2 separate regions of the Mus musculus genome follow, and region 1 is linked to region 2. The links are chromatin contacts, found by Hi-C or POLR2A ChIA-PET in ENCODE. All regions are on one chromosome and are shown on one strand. The core of a region is the stretch at or near the end of the contact, and the rest is flanking DNA. Distances in the headings are between cores, read along the strand shown. Region 1 holds the start of Rpf1 (ribosome production factor 1 homolog). Region 2 holds the start of Prkacb (protein kinase, cAMP dependent, catalytic, beta).

Region 1 (2,875 bases), core at 317-2,816, 290 kb before region 2:
GAACAAGTACATTTTCCCCTAGTGGATGCGTTCTAAAGATTATGGGTATAATGGTTACTTCTCTTGAAAAGCACTGAAAATAGACAGAAATGGGAGATGAGTTCTCAGGACATTTCCAATAAGGTCACCACTAGTTATTCTTATAGGTTATAACCAAAACTACCTATTAAGGTCAATAGGAAGTTGCAAACATGTTCAGTTGTTACTTAGTATACACTATAATCTCCTGAATCTAGACAAAATGTCTGACACATTCTGTAGTGCCTACTGATCTTCAGTCCAAAAAAAAAAGGCTTTTAGGACATTCCTCCCTCAAAATTGCAAATCAAGCCCGGCGGTGGTGACGCACGCCTTTAATCCCAGCACTTGGGAGGCAAAGGCAGGCAGATTTCTGAGTTCGAGGTCTGGTCTACAAAGTGAGTTCCAGGACAGCCAGGGCTACACAGAGAAACCCTGTCTTGAAAAAAACAAAAAAACAAAAACCAAAAAACCTCCACAACTGACTGTTCTTCCACAAGTCCTCAGTTCATTCCCAGCAACCACATGGTGGCTCACAAACATCTGTAATGGGATCTGATGCCCTCTTCTGGTGTGTCTGAAGACAGCTACAGTGCACTCATATAAATAAATCTTTAAAAAATAAATAAATAAATAAAAAGAACTCCAGTAGCGACCTAGCACTTACGAAAAGATCCAGCCAAGGTCCTCCAGTAAGAGAACACAAATATAAAATCATGTGTTAGTTGCTGTGTATGCTGTAATAGGGAATTTTTAAAATTGTAATTTAGACACAAATGAGCCTCATGATCCTGGGCAAGGCTTACTTACAAGTCTGTCTAGTTTTCAGTGCGAGCACAAGGCGGAAGAGAGCAAACACAGCTATGACAGACACTTCACAGTGCTGAAACTTCACCAATGGTTCCTTGAAAGAGTCTGGGGCCACGTTTAGGACCTGGAGTTTACCACCAACGCTAGGCAGGCGGGATGCGCAAAGGCAGGGGGCGGACCCTCTGCCATCTCCGGCCAGAGGCTGGATCGTCGGTTCCAAATCCCTCGGCTTCCCAGAGAGTGCAACCCACGGAGCAGGCAAGGGCCGGATTCCCCTACGCCAAGCTCATCCGGCAAAAGGCTGACGCTGGGGACCCCGTAGCCAAGCGAGGGGCTGGGGGCGCGCCTCCGGCCCCGCCCCTTCAACCCCGCGCGCCCCCGGCCCCGCCCCTTCAACCCCGCGCGCGCACGTCGCCCCCCCCCCAGCCCCGCGCGCTCCCGGCCCCGCCCCTGCGCTCGTGCCCCGCCAACCCCGCGCGCGTACCTTCCGCTGCTGCTGTTTCCACCGCGTGAACATCAAGTGTCGCCGCTGCTTGTTCTTAATCTCCGAGATACTGAAGCCCGGGGGGAAGGCGGCCGCTTTCGCGGGCTGCACCCCGCTCTCCGCCGTCCCATCGCTCGCGGCCGCAGCCTCTTGAGGCTCTTCAGCGGCAGCTTTCCTCTTCAAGCCTCGCTTGCCGCCACCAACACTTTTCTCGCCGGCCTTCGCCATGTTGTTTACGGCTGTACGGAAACGGAAGTGCTCTCTGTCTTTGACCCGGGTCATACGGTTTTACTTCCGGGGCCGCCAAGTTCCGGAACTAGCGCTTTGCTTTATGGATTAGCTATGTAAGAAAGTGCCAAGGCTGGACGCTGGTGGTGGCGCACGCCTTTAATCCCAGCACTAGGGAGGCAGAGACGGGCGGATTTCTGAGTTCGAGGCCAGCCTGGTCTACAGCCTGAGATCCAGGACAGCCAGGGCTACACAGAGAAACCCTGTCTCGAACTCCCCTCCCCCCAAGAAAGAAAGAAAGTGTCAAAATTCAGAGTTCGTTCCCGACTGTACATTATTTCTAATAGAACAATTTCTAAACAGAACAAGATTAAAAAGAGAGCAAAGAAGCATCACACTTCCAACGTTCTCACTGGTCTCAGACTTAATGCTTATGCAGCAATGCAGGAAAATCCTTTCATCTGAGATAAACTGATAACGCCTACCAGACAATGGAAACGGCCAGCTGCGAGGCCCCTTAGCAGCAGCAAACTAGTCTACCACTCAAACACCACAGACACCAGAAGTCAGACGAAAATTTAGGAGAGAAGAAGAGGCTTGAAGTTGAATAGATTCTGTGAGGGTTTTGTAAAGACGCTGTGTTTTGTGTAAGATGTAGTCCTCTTGGTGGATTTTGAGGGAGAAAATGATCAGGCATTTTGCTTTATTTTTAAGGCGCTACGGCCCTGACTCAGGCTTTGTAGATGCTAAGTGAGTGGTTGTCATAAAGCTGAATTTACAGTCTCCTTGATTTACACATAAAAAACAATACTCATAATAATTATTTAAGGGGACTGGGAAGATGGCTCAGTGATTAAGAGTACTGACTGATCTTCCAGAGATCCTGAGCTTAATTCCCAGCATCCACATGGTGGCTCACAACCATCTGTAATGGGATCTGATGCTTTCTTCTGGTGTATCTGAAGACAGCTACAATGTATTCATATACATTAAATAATTCTTTTTTTTTTTTTTTTTTTTTTTTTTTTGGTTTTTCAAGACAGGGTTTCTCTGTGTAGCTCTGGCTGTCCTGGCACTCACTTTGTAGACCAGGCTGGCCTCGGACTCAGAAATCCGCCTGCCTCTGCCTCCCGAGTGCTGGGATTAAAGGCGTGCGCCACCACGCCCGGCTACATTAAATAATTCTTAAAAGTTATTTATTATTATTTAAGAAGAAACTAAGGGAAGATGGGTGGAGTGAGAAATGTTAATGAATTGAACAAAGGTAGTATTCGCACAGCTCTCACCTTAGAGAAAAATGAGACAGTTTATTCTGGAGCCAAATATGAGTGGCCT
Region 2 (3,078 bases), core at 61-2,560:
CTAATTACAAGATTGGCTTCATTCTTCTGTTATAAACACAGACACAATGGAAGACGTTACTTACAGTAACACGAACAAATTGTCAGACTTACTTCAAGGACTGAGATGTCATTAACCTATGGCAATGTAACAAAAGTCAGGGACCGTTCTCTAATTATTGTGAATTATAAATTATAATATGAGCCGAATAATGGCACACAATTTTCTCACAGCCTGTTACACAACACGCATATATGTGTATGCTTACATATAAAACCAAGTTGCTACACAGAAACTCAATTCCCACGACCCTTTTGTCTTGAAATTTTGTACACAGTACTGAACGTCTGAACTTTCAGCTCTCGGAAGAAAGCACTTCAACTCTGAAATGCCTCTAAGTTTTACAGGCATCCTGGAACATTCCTGGATGTCTAGAGTAAACGCAACGCTGTCTCACTTATTTTTCCTCGAATGGATAAAGTTGCTGCTTGTATTTATGTCTGCCATCTCTAATCTCTTGGGTGAAAGAAAGAGCCTTAGACACTAAGGGTTAACGTCACCTTTGGAGACCCTCACGGACACTCACCTTGTGAGAAAACTGATATACATCCAGGAGAAGGAGAAAAAGCCAAGTCAACCCAAACGTACTACCTGTGGCTCCCTTAAAGGAGGGTCTGGGTGTTGGGGGCTCTGGGAGAAAGAAGAGCTAAGGGTGCGATCACAAAAGGACCATATTTGGGGACGCGTTCCAGACCGTGGCAGCCCTCCTCGCTCTAGTAAGAAAGGGGATCACAGGGACCTCGCTGCCCGCCTTCCCTCTCTCCAGTGAGCCCCGGGGCTTGGCCCTCACCCCCGAGCCTTCGTGGGGGAGGGGACAGAGGAGGAGGCGGCCGGCCCCCGCGGCCACTGCAAGGCCCGGCCCGTGGCTCGCGCGCGGCCTTGGGGGGGACACCGGCCCAGGGCGCTGCACCGCGCGGCGGCCCATCCGGCGGGAACCCAGCCAGGGCCTTCGACTCGACTCACCGCTCTCCACTTCGCTGCCTTTCTTGGCGATCGCAGTGTTCCCCATGACCCGGGAGTCCGCAAGCAGGGATGACGGAGGGGAGGGGACCGGGGCCGTCCCGCCGCCCGCCCCGCAGTCGGCAGCAACTTTGGCTAGGCTTTGGCTAGGCTCCCGCAGACCCTAGAGCGCGGCGTCCGGCTGCACGGAGGGGCTGGGTGTCCGGGAGAGATGCTGAGAGCTCTCCGGCAGAGACCGGGACCGTGGCGGTGGCGGCGGTGGCGGCGGTGGCGGCGGCGGCAGCGGCGGCGCGCGGACACTCCCCCTTCCCGAGCCCGCCCTCCACGCGCGTCCCCGACACGGCGCGTCCCCAGGAGCCGCACACCCGGACTGCGACCTCCGCCTCTTTCCGGGCGGGCGCGCCGGAAGTGACGCGGTCAAGCCCCCCGGCGGGCGGGAGCCCCTCTGTGCAGGGTTGTAGCGGTAACTTATTGCTTGTTGCGTGGATGCTGGGCTTGGCCGCGGAGGCTAAGCTCGAAGTAGCGAGGGACGTGGGGACCGTTAGTTTGGAAGCACCCCAGATCCTTCCTCGGCCTGGCATCCGGTGCCCCAGAGCCGGGCGGGGGGCACAGTGCCAGGGCTCGGCCTGCTCCCGCATCCGTGTGGCCCGCGTTCCGCACGCCGTGGTTGCTCTCGCTTGATCTTCCTGCGTGGCTGCAGGGACGTGCGTGCGCCCCTCCGCGTCCTGCCGACCCTGCTGACCCTGAGGTCAGCGTTGGCCAGGAATGTCTTTTCTCAGCTCCCAGCTGTCATTGGAACTTCTTCCCTTCGCTCTTCTAGGTATTCTCCCAACACACCAGGTCAATCACCAACATTCTTGACAGCTTATCCCTTCCCGAGTTCCTTCTTCATGGTCTCACCTGATTGCCCTCACAAATTCTGTCAGGCTTTCTAAGGAGAGATATGGGAATGTGTTGCCTGTTTTACACAAGTACGTTATGTGCATCAACACAGTCACAAATTTCAAAATAAACGCATTCCCAATTGATTGTTGCGCTTCCATGCATCTGAGAGTACTTGAGCTTTTCCGTGAGGTTATTAGAAATTAATCACCTAGCCCTCTGGTAGTTTTTGTTCTGGTTTTTTTTTTTTTTTTTTTTTTTTTGAGCTTTTGCTATCTAAAAAAAAAGCATTCCAAATTTAGAACAGAAAGATTAACTTCTGGAAGGGCAGAGACCATGTAAGTTTATTTTGTGTCTGCAGCACAAACCACAGTTGGCGCGTAATGAACGGATGGTTGTTGGCTGCTAAGGAGATTTCCCAGAACATTTTAAAAGTTTTGTTATTGGGGAAAAAAAGTAGCGGTGAGTGGAAGATTCTAAACAGATTCATACTTCTATTATTGGCAATTATGTTAAATTACCAAGCATGTACACCAAGTATACTGCGTTCTAAGTGTTGTACAAATAGTAATTAGTTTCCTCATAAAGTCCCTATGCAAATGTGGCAAGACTATCATTGTTTTACTTAAGATCCACAGAGGCACAGAGACATTAAAGGACTTATCCAAAGCTAATTAGAAGACCTTGAAATGAAGAAGGTAAAGCCATACCATCTCAAAAAGCGCCAGAATGGTATATTTATTATTTCTATTTAAAATCAATTGAAAGGTTATAACTTCAGAATAGACCATTGGTGCTCTTTCATTTCAACAAGCCATATTGTGTGGGGAAAATGTCCTTTACATACCAAGATAAGAAAATAACCTTAGTCACCAGATACTATTAATTGGGGGATACCACGAACTGGAATAAACTGTGACATAACTCTCAAACATACCCCTACATATATATCTCTTCAGACTATGCCAGGAACTTAGTGCACTATCATCGATATATATATACTGTATCAGTCACTTCTTCAGACTTTACTATTTGTGAAGATCTTCAAGTACTTGTAAAATTGATAATTTACCTGTTTCTCTGGCTAATCAGCTCTGGCGTTTTGGATTCCTAGATACAACCAAAGAACCCCCCACAAAAACTGAAGTGGGATAGTGTGGTGGTTTGAATAGGCATCACATCCATAGACTCGTGTGT

Evidence for each region. Hi-C counts contacts between places; a loop is a spot of excess contacts on that map. ChIA-PET counts read pairs that join two places held with the same protein, here RNA polymerase II (POLR2A).
Region 1: a map of left cerebral cortex shows a loop between it and region 2 (11-fold over the local background). The contact joins the promoter of Rpf1 here to the promoter of Prkacb in region 2. A Hi-C loop is called at or near these places in 6 of 37 maps with a recorded cell type or tissue (heart, left cerebral cortex and v-Abl transformed pro-B cells). POLR2A ChIA-PET finds 5 or more read pairs at or near these places in 2 of 5 experiments (Patski and embryonic stem cell).

The regions. Positions count from the first base shown.
Region 1 is chr3:146,519,857-146,522,731 of GRCm38, forward strand. Rpf1 (ribosome production factor 1 homolog) reads right to left here and starts at 1,567. Exons shown (of 9, transcript NM_027371.3): 1 at 1,313-1,567. The coding sequence starts at 1,540.
Region 2 is chr3:146,811,636-146,814,713 of GRCm38, forward strand. Prkacb (protein kinase, cAMP dependent, catalytic, beta) reads right to left here and starts at 1,311. Exons shown (of 10, transcript NM_011100.4): 1 at 1,003-1,311. The coding sequence starts at 1,048. LOC115486180 (a long non-coding RNA gene) reads right to left here and starts at 995. Exons shown (of 2, transcript XR_003954577.1): 1 at 566-995.